Regions from separate parts of the Homo sapiens genome. Here all the other regions are linked to region 1. Evidence: chromatin loops called from intact Hi-C (ENCODE). Cell type or tissue: Caco-2. All regions are shown on one strand.

What was found. A loop is a pair of places that touch in the nucleus more often than their neighbours do. Peaks named below come from ENCODE experiments on the same cell type or tissue, not always from the same donor. Only the 100,000 strongest peaks of a DNase experiment are listed, where the experiment ranks them.
Region 2: a loop joins it to region 1, with 5 times the contacts of the local background. A loop is called at or near these places in 7 of 110 quality-filtered maps.
Region 3: a loop joins it to region 1, with 2.3 times the contacts of the local background. A loop is called at or near these places in 3 of 110 quality-filtered maps.

What each region holds. Positions count from the first base shown.
Region 1 is chr7:135,926,973-135,931,972 of GRCh38, forward strand. MTPN (myotrophin) reads right to left here. Exons shown (of 4, transcript NM_145808.4): 4 at 1-3,040. The coding sequence ends at 2,954. Among named protein-coding and RNA genes, the nearest start is that of MTPN, 48 kb to the right of the region's middle. In Caco-2, no CTCF peak of the experiment used is centred here; DNase peaks (open chromatin) are centred at 2,529 and 2,979.
Region 2 is chr7:135,798,474-135,803,473 of GRCh38, forward strand. No RefSeq gene overlaps it. Among named protein-coding and RNA genes, the nearest start is that of FAM180A, 52 kb to the left of the region's middle. RefSeq lists a silencer at 601-821. In Caco-2, a CTCF peak has its summit at 2,775 (motif pointing right); no DNase peak of the experiment used is centred here.
Region 3 is chr7:135,825,271-135,830,270 of GRCh38, forward strand. No RefSeq gene overlaps it. Among named protein-coding and RNA genes, the nearest start is that of FAM180A, 79 kb to the left of the region's middle. In Caco-2, no CTCF peak of the experiment used is centred here; no DNase peak of the experiment used is centred here.

The DNA of each region.
Region 1 (5,000 bases):
TCCATTTACAAAATAGAATCAGGACAATTTAAATTTTTTATATTTTGCATGCAAAACACTGCAATTGCTTATTTATGTAGGAGGGCACTCTCACCAGCTTCTTCTATACACAATTGAGTATACAATATTGCATGGAAGAAAACAGCAGCTCAACTGAAATATTAGAAAAAAAAATCAAACAGATACATACAGATTTAAAATCCAGTACTTGGGAAAAGATATCAATGAATAAAAGGCCTACTTGTTTGCAGCTTCCACACACTGCACCTACCTACTACCTCTCTTCCATGCTTAACTGGGTTTAGAAAGGTGAGCTATGCGTAGAAGAACTACTTGGGATATTCAAGTGCTGTATTTGAACGATAAGCCTATAGATAACAGTCTGAAGCTGCAAGGGAGACTTTGTTAGTACACTACTATAAACAGGTAAACTACCTGTTTGTACTTGATATAGTGCATATGAAATGACTGATTTAATACAAAACTACAGAACATGCAAAATTTTTTCTGAGATGTTAAGTATTACTTCAGTGGAGAACAAAACTTACTTAACCTTTCGCTAATGCATGTAGTACCAGAAAGCAAACATGGTTTTAGCTTCCTTTACTCAAAATATGAACATTAAGTGTTGTGAATTTGTCTGCCAAGTGGTTCAGAAATACATTATAAATAACCTAGTTAAAAAAAGAAACTGTGAACCATCTTGGTCAGTCTATTCTATTCTATGTTTATATGTTATTTTCTCAAGCAATCGCTTCATAATTATAGGGTTTACAAAAAGGTCGAGAAAGAAAAGCGAAGGCGAAATAGCCTCTACTGCATTACAAGCAACATCAGGATAAACTGTACAAAGAATCACATGGTTTCCATACCATGAATGTAGAAAGCAGACCAGGTTTAGGAATGATAGGACAATGCACTCTCTGCAATAGCCAACTACAACAAAACACTTTGAAAGTAAAGGTGAAAATTATATAAAGGGAAAAATTCAAGCCTTTAAATAGCATTATGTCAAGAGGTGAAAACAAAGGTATCAAAACACCCTGTTGCACTACGTTGATAGTTATAGACTGATAGAGTGCCCTCCATTTTCAATGAGGATGTCTCCATATTTTAGTTCAGTGATGTAATAAAGTACTGATTACTGATTTTTAACCCAACTCTTAATAGGCTGCATTAAGACAGCAAAATTAGCCAAATACAACAAAGTATTTAAACCACTACTTTGTGATTGTTTTCTTGGATGTAGGAAAATTACAGGGTTAGGCTAGTTGTAAGTGAAAAAGCCACAGGATTAAAAAAAGGACTCATGGGGAAAAATACACACACACACCCACACACACCTATACACCCACACACCCACATGCCAACCAACCAACCAACCAGCAACTGATCAGTAAAACTTGTTATTAACCAGGGTGACTGTTCTTGATAATAGATTAACCCTGCTGTAGAATGCTATGTTGCCTTTAAAAACCAATTCAATTATTATCCACAATCTGAGTATCAGTCCCTAACCCACCCTCCCCTAAAAATTTGAGGTACATTCAATTATTGCATGACTTGGTCTTAATATTTTTAGCAAGCTTATATGGATGGCAAGTCAAAGGAATCTTAATATTTTAAATGTAAGATATAAAATTTAAGCTTATATATTTTAATTAGCTGTACTGCTCATGAAATAAATATTTGGAAATATGTGTAAATATTTTCTGCAGGTCATAAGAACACCATTTTAGGGCACTGTATTCCAAGAACAGAGAATACATTTTGAAGTTGTCACACTTTATGTAATGCATGATTTATAAAAGCAACAAAAATATATTATGCAGGTGGGTTGGCATATGTTCAGCAGAAGCCTATCAACAACTCTGGGAAACCTGGTTACAAGTGTATTTTTGAAGGGATGGGGCTAAATTTGTCCAAACAGTAAATCTCACCCCAGTGATAGCTTTGGTGCAGTAAGTAATCAGCCTCCAAGATGGGTCTGAGAGAGGCATTTCAAAGAATGTTCCTTAATTCTCAACACATAACCAAGGTCAATCCATTCAAACAGCAAATAAAGAAAATCCATAGGTACTAAGATAACTGTTCTCTCTTCATATGATACTAACAGGCTTATGGCTATGATTCTATTTTTAAATCCCCTTTTACTACCAGCAGGAGTTTGAAAGTGTTTCAATGCTATATAAATGTATGAATCTAGAGGAGAAAAAAATATGCATACTGGAATGGTTTCTCCTTTAGACTTCCAAAACTTAAGATTTTATAAATAAAACTAGTCAGTTTTATCTAAAGAGACATGAAATCCATGTGAAAGGGGAGAGAAAATCCAAAGTTCAGTCATCCAGCAATTTAGGAGTGTGCCCCTCCTCACCTTAACTAAGCTTTCACATAAAGCTTAAAGTCACCGAGGAAAGATTTGGTCACCAACCTTATAGGCAGCGCTCTTAACTATGCCAGGAAATCCCCAGTAGAGTGCATTCTTAAGGCAGAAGGCTAGAGCTAATTGCTTATCTCAGCACCCTAAGTTTACATCACAGCAGCCACTACTGCTCAGACAGTTAGGGCTACCAAATATGTAGAGTTGGCCTTTGTAGAATCAGACCTTCAACACAATCTAATAAATTAGCTAGGGAGCTGAAAAGGTCAAATGTTACTGGTGTATTTTGTCTTTGCTCTCCCTTGGGTATAAGGTGTATATTTTATTAGAAAGGGAAGAGGCTTACTTGATCAGGAATCCCAGTAAAAGCCTGATCATGGTTCCTTTTGCCCCTCCTCCAAAACAATTTTTTTTTTCTGGTAGTCGGATTTGTTATGAATTTCTCTCTCCCCTCACCCCTCTTAAAGTATTTAGCTGAAGAAGCTGGCAGATAGAGAGTGACAGACAGACAGGCAGCAGTGTGAGGCCACAGGAGAGTCATTCTTCCGGAGTTATCAGTCCATCCATCCATCACTGGAGAAGAGCTTTGATTGCCTGGTTGTCAGTGGCTTCAAAGGCGGTCAGTCCATCTGGGCCTTTCACAGTCTTATCAGCACCCTGGAAAAGAGAGGAAAGGGCTCATTAAATGAGCCCACAACTGGGGGAAGGGAATGTAAGACTAGCTCACATGGCACAGGTTAATGTTTACATCAAGAATTAAAAATTCCTTTACTAGTGGAGTCTATTCTACTGCAGAAAAACAAACAAGTTGGCAACATTATGGATTAATTATAAAAATGCCACATTATTTTTCAGGCACTAAGAATTGTAACCCAGGCAATCACTGGCTTTTATTTATACTATCATGGATGAGATGATTAGGAAGAGCACGTTGAGCAAGTTAGATATATTTATCTAATTAGGCTTTAAAAATAATATCCCTATGTGCAGTATGAAACGGGGAAAAAGTAAATCACTTTGCTAAAGTATTCCTGTGACAAATTATTTTTTTCTTATTTGAAACACTTTTTGTAGAGTGCATTCAGTATTATATACATCAAGAACAAATACTGTATTCGTCATTTTACTTGTAAAAACTTCGCAGTAAATGCCTGAGATGCGGACTATAAGAAGGTTCCCTGCGATATTGTAGGGAAATATTCAGTGCAGACACCAGACTGCTCTGAACGCTTAACTTGGAGAGTGCTGCCTTGGAACATTTTATCTGCAACGCGGCATTCTGGTTTTGAGAGTGTGTATGTGCCCTTTTGTGCCTGTATGTTGTTTCATCTGTCTACCCTTTCTGGATGAAAGCTCCATGGGAGCAGTAATTCACCACTGTACTCCAGCACTTGGAAAAGTGCCTAGGTGCATGGTAGGTTAATCTGCTCCCAAACCAGGTCTGATTCTTAACTCCCAGAGACAACATCCTACCATCTGAGGGTTCTGTTTACCAGCTCTAGCTCCAGCCAGTATTTATTCACCACACATTCTCTAGAGTCCTGACCCACTCCCCTTGCCAAATCTCACACATTCTTCTGCTTGTTCCTGACACCTACAGAATTGTTTAAACTTGGCACATATGGTCCTTTAGAGGCTAACGCTGGTCAGCTTTACCAGTCTCTTCTCCAGTTAACCGCTCCATGCTCTAATCCTACAGAATTTCTCACCAGTTCCTGCTGTGTTTCATGCCTTTATCCATGCGGGCTCTAGATGGGATGCCTTATCCTCTTCTCTGGCAAATCCACCCATTCACTCAACAAATATTTACTGAATGTTTAATATGCGCATACTGTGTAAAGGACTGGAGAATCAAAGAAAAATAAGACAAGAGTCTGCCAGTCTGGCTGGTATGAGAGTCAGACAACTCAGCCAACACAACACTATGGGAAGAGAACAGTAACAGGGATGAGTGGCCCATAATCAGAACAGGATGTGGCAGGAGGGCGTTTTAAGGGAGAAAGTCTTCCGGGATGAGGTAAAATGCCTGAGCTGAGTCTTGACAAGGAAGTACAGGCTGATTAGGTAAACCAGGGAGGAGATGACATTTTAGGAAGTGTTAAATGATCACAAAGTCCTCCTCAGTATTATTATAAAAGTCTCTATTTCCTCATTTTCTAAATGAATTTAACTGCTTCATGGAAGACATGGAATTCAGGGTCAAGTGGGAGAGACGTCAGTGCGTGAGAACTTCAGTGCTGTGAGTCCCGCCACAATGGTTAAGGGATAACTGTATTCAAAAAAGTTATTTCTTATTCATTTTGATGGCTACTTTTATGACTAGCATTATCAACTATAATTCTGCATTAACAGTTACATATTATAGTGAACTTCTGTTGCTTTTTAGCTCTCAGAGTTTATTTCCCTCCATTTGATGGCAGCACCCTAATTTCATCTTGGGGAATCATTTGTCCCCTCTTGCTTTTTAAAATTTTAATTCTTAATTATTATGGGTACATAACAGTTATATATATAGATGGGGTATGTGATGTTTTGATACAGGCATACAATATGTAATGATCAAATCAGGGCCCTTATCATTTCTTTGTGTTAGAACATTCTAATTCTGCTCTTTTAC
Region 2 (5,000 bases), 130 kb before region 1:
TGGCGGAGTGGCTTGTCTAGTTGGTGAAATGGGAGAGGGGCTCTGAGCACGTGCAGGGCAGCACCTTCTCGGCTAAGCACAAATGCTAAGTCAACACGATTTGCTCTATACAGCATTTTCCAAATTCGCCTGTGCTGGAATTTATGTTTTCTCTGCTCATTGTCTGAATTTTACATAAGCCAGCTATCAGCAGGGACCTACCAAGGTCACAGTAAATAGCTAAACTTGGCTTGAACCTACAGTTTCTTCCCACTCTGGGGATAGAGAGGGGCTGATGTAGTCAGGGTCACTGCAGCCTCCAGGACCCCAAGTCTTTGCAGGTAGTCTCTGTCCCACATCACAGCCACCCAGATGTGACCACAGCTGCTTCTGAAGTCGCCAGAAAGTCCCATTCACCCCAGTCACAGCCGGGGGTTGAGTATGTTTCCTTGCAGAGAGGGGCATTCCGCCTCTCTAGGCAGCTTCCCGTTACCTCGCTGACACCCCCCTTCACCTTCCTGTCTTTCTTTTCACCTCTTTCCTCCCACCCATCCACCCTGCCTCCATACCAACCACGGGAAGCCCAGGCCATGCTCTCCTCACAGACCTTGTGCCCACCACACCCATGCCCCTCAAGGGCTCACTATTTAACCCTAGTACTTCCCAAGTAACCCTTCCAACAAAGGAGTTTCCTCTCAAAGAGGAATTTTGGTGGCAGCTATTTCAGATGGTATTTTTTCATCCCCAGGACCGCTTGTACTGCCTTTATGGTACGTAGTTTACCCACAGCACATCTCCCTGTGGCCAGGGACAGCATGGAACCCCATCACTACTTGTTGCTGCCCACAGGGAAATGTCCCCACTGATTTCCGCTCAGTTATCACTCAGTCAGGGACTCAGCTTTCCTTCGCGGTCCCTTACCCAGGTTCCTGACCCGAAGGTTAGGGGGACGTACACGTGTCCGGGACGTTGTCTACAGGAGAACTTGGCAGAGGCTTCTGTGGGGGCAGCTCACCCTCCTTGCTGGACTTCTCTGACAGAGGAACCTTCTTTCTTCTGCTTAGGGTGCTCCTCATCCTTCTGGAATCCAGACCATCCTCCACTCCTGTTTTCAGTGGCCACCATCTTTTCTCTCTCCTTCCTCAACCCTCTGAGGAGAAAAGTATTTGTGTTTCACTGAAGTGGAAGTGAGTGTTTTCTTTGGACCTTTGTTTCTGCATTGGGGTGTAGTCTGGGGAAGAGAAAATGGCCATGGGGTATAGGTAACAGAGAAGAGGGGCAAGAAATATGCACACAGCCATGTAAGGTAAGGGTTCACAGGCTGTACACTGTGCAAATGCGGGAGTCCCATTCACACAGTGATATGACATGAAAGTGGATTCACAACCTGATGAAAATGCCACCTTTGAGCTCTGCCTTCTCTCAATCAAGGGCAGTGTGGACACATAGAGAGAGGAACGTGCTTTGAGCCTGAGAGATTCTGATTTGAGTCACCCCAGCTATGTTACTATCTCACCATATAGTCCTAGACAACTCCCTTAACATCTCAGAGCCCCAGTTTCCTTATTTATAAAAGGACAGCAATAGCGCCTCCTTTACAGAGTTGCTGTGAGGGTGAAATGAGATCTTTTGTAGTTGCCTGGCATGTAGTAGGTGCTCAATAAATGTCATTTCCCCAGAAGCATTGTCCTGGTTGAAGGAGTGTTTGCCAATTTCACTACTGGCCCTTTTCCAGTGAAAATATTCAGGGTCTTTCCGTAGATGGTGAAGGAATGTCTGTTGGAGGCTGAAGAAGATACAAGTATTCTTCTTACAGCATAATTGAAGAAAATAATGAATTTATCAAGATACGTGGCCAGTTGAGGCATCCCAGAAAGTTGAGTTTTAACAACAACTAAGACAACGTATAGAGCACGAAATGTTAGGCACAGTTTTAAGCCTCTTCCATGTATTATTGTGCCATTGAAAATGGACCCTTCTGGGACACAGCATTCAAGACTCTGGGATTTTGTGTCTTTGTAAAAGGGAGAGAAGATGTCTTTTTATTTATTTATTTTGAGAAGATGTCTTTTCTTTGCTTCATATCCACCCTCCTGGCATTGTCTGGTACATTATATGTCTTTGCGTCCCCACATCTGGCCTGTTCCTATCAGCATTCTCTCTCTTTTGAGCAGTTCCTTATCTCTGAGCAATGAACTGAGCCATTTCCCAAAGATGGGCATAATCCGTGGGTCTCCTGCGTAGGCGGGAGCCAGCTTGTACTGGCTGTGGAGAGCTGACGGGGGCAGCTTTTCCCAGCTCTTCAGCAATGAGGTCTCGCTAGTCCTTGAAATCAGCCACCATGCGAGAGTTTGCATCAGGGAAATCAGCAAATGCTACCCATCGAGACCACTCCCTCCCGGGTAGCAACACCGTGGCTGGCCCCACACATTGGGAAGAAAAGCTCAGCAGGAGGTTTCAAACTTGGATGGAAGAGCTGGTAGAAAACCTTTGTTTCATAGACATGCTTTAAAGGTGGAATTTCAGGTAGGAAGTCTTTCTGCATCTATTAAACTCAAAATTGAGGAAGAGAAGTAACAGGTCTTCAAAAACTAGGCTGAAAGATGTCCTCCGCGGACCAGGTACATCTTTAGTATAACAATCGTGGCTGGCAACAGCTTAACACGCTCAGGGACATCTTCATGTTTCTCATAATGCAACGTTTCAGGAAACTCTGGAAAGTAAACACGAGGTCACAGATTCAGTTCTGGTGAACTAAAACTCAAAAAAATGGTTCAGCATATCCTGAACTCAGTGTTTGTACACAAGATGGCGCTCTCTTCTTAGGAGAAGACAATTGGAACACTTGCTAACCCCTGAACTCTCTTTGCATGTTGTGATCGATCGCATTGGTGCAATTGGTGTGAGCTGAGCAATATTAAGGTCAAAATCATTGGCTTGATGCCTTATAAATGCATTTCTGTGAATATACGAGTTAACACTAATTATTTCCATTCCTGGGGAGGGGAAGGGTAGGAGAAAAGACTAAGCCAACTGCAAACCCCGTTGCTGGTGAGTCTTCTGTTCACAGACAGAGAGGAAATTAGAACTGATCTCTGTGTTCACATAAGTGGCCAAAGAGTCCTTAGTCTCCCAATGGGAGACAAAGCTGGGTGTCCAAATTCCTCTGTAGGACCCTGCATCTGAATTCACGGGCCGCCTCTCCCCTAACCCCCGCCCCGCCGTGCCCCTCATCCCTACAGGTCGTTTGCTATACATCACCAGTTCTGTAAATTACAGACACAGTCCCTGTCCCTCTTCCAACTTGGCACAGATTCAGGCACTGACCAATCTACTTTAGGTGCCCTGTCTTCTCCCAGCCCTGGCTAACTTGCTGGCTCTGGAATACCCATCTTCTCTGGCAGTTCACCATATCTGAGTGCCCCAGCTCAAAGCCTAGCCTTTTCCTTTGGCCCATTTTGGTCACAGATGCCAGCTTTCACCCTCTAACCCAGACTGGAACAATGGTCTTAGAGGCCACTTGCCCTATGGCCTGGCTAGAGGTCCCTCCAGCCATCACCTCTGGTATTGTCTGCTGGGTTTTCCGCTGATTGTGGTCCCTCAGGCTCTTTGTCCTGTTTCTGAGTGCAGCCCTGCTCTGGCAGTGTGCCCGGGAGACCACTTCCACGTGCTTGGCTCCTGCTGTCCTTGTTGCCAACTATTCTTGGCACCTGGACATTTATCGTGCTGTTCCCCAAGTCCTTTGCTCCGGGTGATTGCACTCCAGGTTGTTTCTCTGCCTCGCTGAGAAATGAAGAGCCCTTCCTAAACCTCCCAACTCTGCTCTCAGCACCGCACCCTCCATTCAGTAGGAACCGTCTTGGGAAGTGGACTCTTGGGGGTTTTGTGAACTAGCCCTCCTGTCTCTTTGTTAAGTTGTGAGGAGGCTGCAGACATCCTGTGCATGTTAGATTAGTCCACATTTCAGAGCCAGGAGGAACAAGAAACATGATGGCCTCATAGTCTAGCCTTTGCAGACTTTGCCAATGACATGGGTAGGTTGATCCTGCCTCACCTCATCCCGGCTGGTCCTGATCAAGTCCTCCTGCCCCCAGCTGAAATCTCACTGTGCTAACTTCAAGGGAACGATCATGTTACGACACCAGGATTTCTTGCTTCCCATCTATTCTTTTTCTTCCTTACGTTTTAAGTATTTCTAGAGCTGGAGAGGCCCAAGAAGTCAAGTGAGAGTTTATTTAAGGTGAGCAGATCATATTTGAATGCAGAAGGGAAAGATCTCGTTGGTAGGGAAAACAAAAGTATTTGTGATTGCTTGCCGTGGAGAGCAAAAAAGCCAGGGCTTTCAGCCATTCATTGCCCAAAATCACAGCACTCACAGGAGTAGAAAAGGTCAGAATAAGCCATGGGGCCAGTCTGTGACTCACCATTTCTTTTGAAACCAAAGGTTCACTTCTCTGGAGACTAATTCTGTTCTTACTTTCCTAATTCTACCTTGGAGAGTTCCTTCCTCAGTCCTAGGCTTTGATCTGTTCTTGGAATTTCAATCTTTTCTCTTTCAGGCACTGTGACAAATTGATGTCATTCATATCCCACACCAATGGTCTCTCTATACCTATGCCTTTTGCCCTGTAACCTTGCGGTCCCTGCCTACTCTGACTCTGGGACTTACTGTGGTCAATGGGACAAGAGCAAACTGGATACAAATTTGGGCTTGTTTGCTTCTCTCTTTGTCATCAACTCCTGCCACCTTATGAGAACAAGCCTGGGCTATCCTCCTGGAGGATGAGGGATCATATGGAACAGAGCTGAGTCATTCTAGCTTGAGGTAGTCTTAGACCAGCTGACCCCTAGCTGACCTGCCAGACATGTGAGTGTGAGCCTGCTCAGATCAATAGGATAACCCAGCCAATCCACAGGCTCATGAGCAAACATACATCTTTATTGTTGTGTTCCACTGAGGTTTTGTGGTTGTCTGTTATGGAACAATGTTGCGGCAATAGATAACTTATAGTGGAAAAGAA
Region 3 (5,000 bases), 100 kb before region 1:
CCAGAGGCTGGAGATTAAGGACAGTGGGGACATAGGCCAGTGGGTCCTTGGTCCTGATTTGGCATTTGACAGTTCCTTGCTCTAGGTATTCACTGTACCTAGGGGGCAGAGCTCCTGGAGCCTCCTCTTGGATTCCTTTCCAGGGAATTTCACTTCAAAATTGACCTTCTTTTGTCTCCATCTTTTGGGACCCCAAAGGCTCTCAGTGTACCTCCATGTCCCTAGAGCCGTAGTGGGAGTAACCTGGGGGCTCAGCCTGGATTCCCAAGGCCGGGCAGCTGTGGGCTTCTACCACAAGGAGGAGGAGCAGACAGGCACTGTCTCTGGCAAGAAGGAAATGCCGCTCCATGCAGAGCCCTGTAGTGGGCTCTCGCGAGCCTGGCTTCTCCTTTGGCATGGCGTGTTTGACTGGGAGGCTTATTTCTTTGAAAACAAAATTACAGTAACCATTTTCCATACAGGAAATGGCAAACACCCGGTGCCGTGAGTGAGTGAGGCTCCTTGCGTGTGGGTGGATGAGAAGGAGCAGAGCCTTGGAGAGTCGGCACGCTCCTTCTCTGGTTGCTCCCCAGGCTCTGCCTGGTTTTGTTCAAGGTGGGCGGGATGCCTCTATGGAGGAAGCCAACAAGTGTTTCCTTTTAGTCTCTTTCCAAAGGGTCAGTGTGGCCATTTTAGGATCTCCTGCGATGTGTGCATGTGTGTGTGTTGGGGGAGGGGGAGAGGGTTATTAAACTTAAGGCCCTAGATATTTTGATTTGCAACTGACTTCCTCTCTCCCTCCCATACCACTGAGAATCCCTTTGTGTCATGAGAGCTGTTACTCCCAGGACATGTTGTGCTTGTGAATGACTTTGAGGCAGAGGCAAGGTAAAGAAACACTGCCTGCATTCATTCATTCACTCACTCCAAATCACTTACTGAGCCCCTGCTATGTACCAGGCACCCTCTTAAGCACTGGGGATACTGACATGAGTAGTAGGCTGAAAGAAAGCACTTGTTCACATCCCTGGATAACTTGCCATCCAGGTGAGCACGTAAGAGCCTGATTGGAGAGAAAAAGGGGCTGACAACACTCTGTTAACTTTGGAGGCCATCACTGTCTGTCTGGGACTCTGCCCCATATAAGATGGTTGGAAGTCAGGGATATTCAAGGCATCTGCACTAGAGTTGTTTTCACTCAGTTGACCACAGCTGGGGGTGCAGAAACCTGGGTTATGCGTTTAATCTTCAGAGTGACCGGGTGACTGACCAAAGAGAAAAAAATAACCCGTAGGTAGACATCTTACAAAGTATGTCCTCTTGACACAGGAACGTGGCAGACACTGGCAGGCAGCAGGATCTGGTTATTAACGGGATCCTGAGCAGTCATGAAGAGCTACAGAGACCCCCAGTGAGGCTTAGTGTCCGGAGTCATGGTGCAAGCTGTTTGTCCCTAGGAAAATCACCTAGGGAGATGAGGCTCAAAGCAGCCCAACACACAACACACGTCTAGAAAACAAAGAACTCAAGTGGGAGTTACAGATGTGAGTTGAAGGTCTAGAGTGAGTTGTATCCAGGGAAGCTCCCTGACTCCAATGATAATGGTATTGAAGGTCTCCTCAAGGTCAAGGGTTTACCCCTAGCTTTATGGTTCAAAGCCTGATCCAGCCAGGATCATGACAGCAGATCCAATGCTTGAGAAAATTTGCTCTAAACAAATGTATATGCTTGTGGATCAAATCAGATATTGAAAAATGCAACTATCATGCAGATAAAATACATTGTAATGGCTCTCACCTATCTCTTCCTATAGAACAATCTTCATGCCAATTGTCAATAGAAGATTGTTTGGTGAGGAGCTTGGAATCGGAACGAGGTGCACTAATTAGATGGTTTAACAGCCTCAAGTTGTAAGAGACTGAAGAATCATGGCCAAATATGGGATATAGGGCCCACGAGCTCTGATGAACTTGAAATGTGCCAACTTCTTTTCTGATGGCATGATCTAGCTTCATCTGTTCATACGTTCAGTTCAGTCTTATAGATTTGGGAGTCATTCTGTCTTTTTCTGGAGACTTTGGCTCGCTACTGTGGTCTTTCTTGCATCAATCTTATGGTTTAACAGGACAACCTTACCTCCCCTGGAACTTTTTTGTGTCCTTGTATACTGCCAAACAAGAAAAAAATTATGTGCCATCCTCAAGCACACAGACCAGCCCACTGATCACTGATTTTAAATTGGTTGACTCAGGTTAGAAATTCTTCTTCCTCTTACAGATGATAGAACTTTGTCAGTAAAGTGAAGGAGGCTGACTTACCCCGAGGCATTTGATTTGTGAGTTTCATATTACCATGTCACCAGAGAGTTCTTTCGAGGTGCTGAGTGAAATGAGATTATCTCTCTTTGTTGTTTTTAAGCCACAAAAATGCTGGGAAGTTGTCTCAAGGTTGGACTGATAGGCATTTCTGGGCTAAGGTAGCTCATATCATCTAAACTTTATCAATCTCACCCTTTATCTGATCAAGAAAATATTTGTCTCTTCTCTGGCTTTTTTGTAGCTGATGCCTTTCCAATCACATCAATTTCATGTCAATTCTTACATTTCCCCCCAATAGTCTCCATATACATTTATTAACCGTGGCCTTTTTATGTTTCTATTATGAAGTCTCCTTAGGCCAACTCATTCCTATTTTAGCCCTTTTCCTGGGGGTGATATTCAACATACTTAACTTGTGCTGTGTACTATGGAGGCTGTAGCTCCCGTGGGTGGCCATGAAGGGCAACCTTGGGAAAGTGCAGGCTGTTGGTCAGGCAGCCACCCCCTCAGGGGACCAGGGGGACACTGAGTGTCTGCCAGGGTCTGGGGCAGAGGTGCAGGAGCCATGGTGGGATGGGGGGCGTCTGGTGGGCTGGTGACCTGGCAGGTGCCACGGTGGTTTCCAACTGTGCCCACCAGGGTTCTGGGAGCCAGGGCAGCCGGATGATGGTGTGGGAGGCACGAGGGAGCTCGTGGCGTTAGATATTTACCGACTGATTCCATCTGCCCTTTCCCTCCCTCCTCGTAGCTTTCAGTTTCCCAGTGTTTTCTAACAGATTCTCAAACTGAATCTCAAATGCACACACGAGGGAACTATCCTCCTTCTTGTTCCCCTGTCCTTGGAGTTTTCCTACTTTTCAAAAATACAAGGAAAAGAAACAGAAAAGATGCCTTTGATTGACATCAGAAGAAAACATTAGTAAATCAATTAACTATAATCTATTATTTAATTAGATCCCAAATCCTCACAACCATTGTTTTAATGATTTTTACTGGACCAGACCATATGGAACTCACATGTGATCCAAGTCCCTAAGGCCTGACAGTCCGCTCCCTTCCCTTCCTGGCCTCCAACCCCTGTTGCTACTTCTCCCACCTGCCCCCTCTCCCCGCACCCTGCCCTGACCTGCCGCCATAAGCCTGTTAGGAGTCTCTATGGAAGAGCAATATCTTTGCTGGGAGCAGCTGCAGGAATCATTCCAGCTGGGTGCACCCTGTGCTTAGGGCCCCATTTACTTCCAACCTAATTGGATGTGATTGATACCTAACTCATCATCCCCTCACCCTGTGCCCTACATCTCAGAGGGGACCGGTGATGATGGTGTGAGGCAAAGGCTGGCTTCTTTGTTAGCGCCTTTAGCAGGCACAGACACAGAACACCACTTGGGACGCGGTCATCGTGTGTCTCCTCATTTCCGTCTTTGCCAGGCATCAGGACAGAATACCAGAAGACTGGGCTGGTCCACGCTGCCGTTACAACACCAAGTAAATAACTCCAAACTCATGCGGTTTTTGTTATGGCCGATGCCAACTAGTTTCAATAGAAGAAAACCCTCCAGGCTGCGGCGGCAGATTTCCTTCTAATGTCGGCTAGACATTTCATAAGACGTCTCTGGTCCCAAAGGAGCTTAGAAGAGAGAGGGGCTGGCTGGTGGAGGGCATTCTGATTCCTAGAAAAACATCCTGGAAACATGTTCCTTTGATGGGGATCATTTTTCAAAGTCTGGAAGACACTTCAGAGCAGAGAGAGGATGTGGCTGCTAGTCAGTAGAAGAATAAAACACTTTGCCTTTGTTTATTCTCATCTCTTGCTTTTCCTATTTTTTTTTTCCTAGTCCAGGGATCACAGACTGGATGCCAGGAGGCCGAACCTGGTCTTCAGCTGTCTTTTGTTTGGCTAGCACATTTTCTAAACTTGCGTTTGAAGGCCTTCAGCTGGGTGTGTCTCTAGTTCACCAGAGCTCACACATGTGTTAACTTTCTGGTCCTGGGAGTCATTTGAGTTTATCCACCCTGTCACCTTTATGCCAGGTATAGAACAATGGCTAAATCTGTTCATTCATGACTGATTCTCATCCTTTCAGGACACATTTCAAGGTCATAGAAAATGTCTCTTCATCTGGAGGGAGAGCCCATTGTCAGAGATCAGCAGCTAACAAGGCCAGCAGGCCATGTCCGTGGCATTGGAGGCTTCCGTGGTGTGACCCCGCTCCAGGGCATTGTTCCCAAGGAGCACAGCACACCCAGAGCCCCTGGAGTGCAGCACGGGCTGTGGTCTGTAAGGATGCTTTTGGCTCTAGCCTGTTGGGTCTGGCCATTAATTATACTGACCTGGTGGTATGCAAAGCTTATGCCCACCTTGTCAGGGGTTGGGTGGATAATAAAATCAAGACTACGGCTGGGTGCAGGGGCTCATGCCTGTAATCCCAGCACCTTGGGAGGCCAAGGTGGGTAGATCACCTGAGTTCAGGAGTTTGAGACCAGCTTGGCCAACATGGTGAAACCCCGTCTCTACTAAAAATACAAAAATTAACTGGGCTTGGTGGCAGGCACCTGTAATCCCAGCTACTTGTAGGAGTCTGAGGCAGGAGAATTGCTTGAACCCAGGAGGTGGAGGTTGCAGTGAGCTGAGATCATGCCACTGCACTCCAGCCTGGGCGACAGAGCAAGACTCCATCTCAAAAAAAAGACTACAATCTGGAG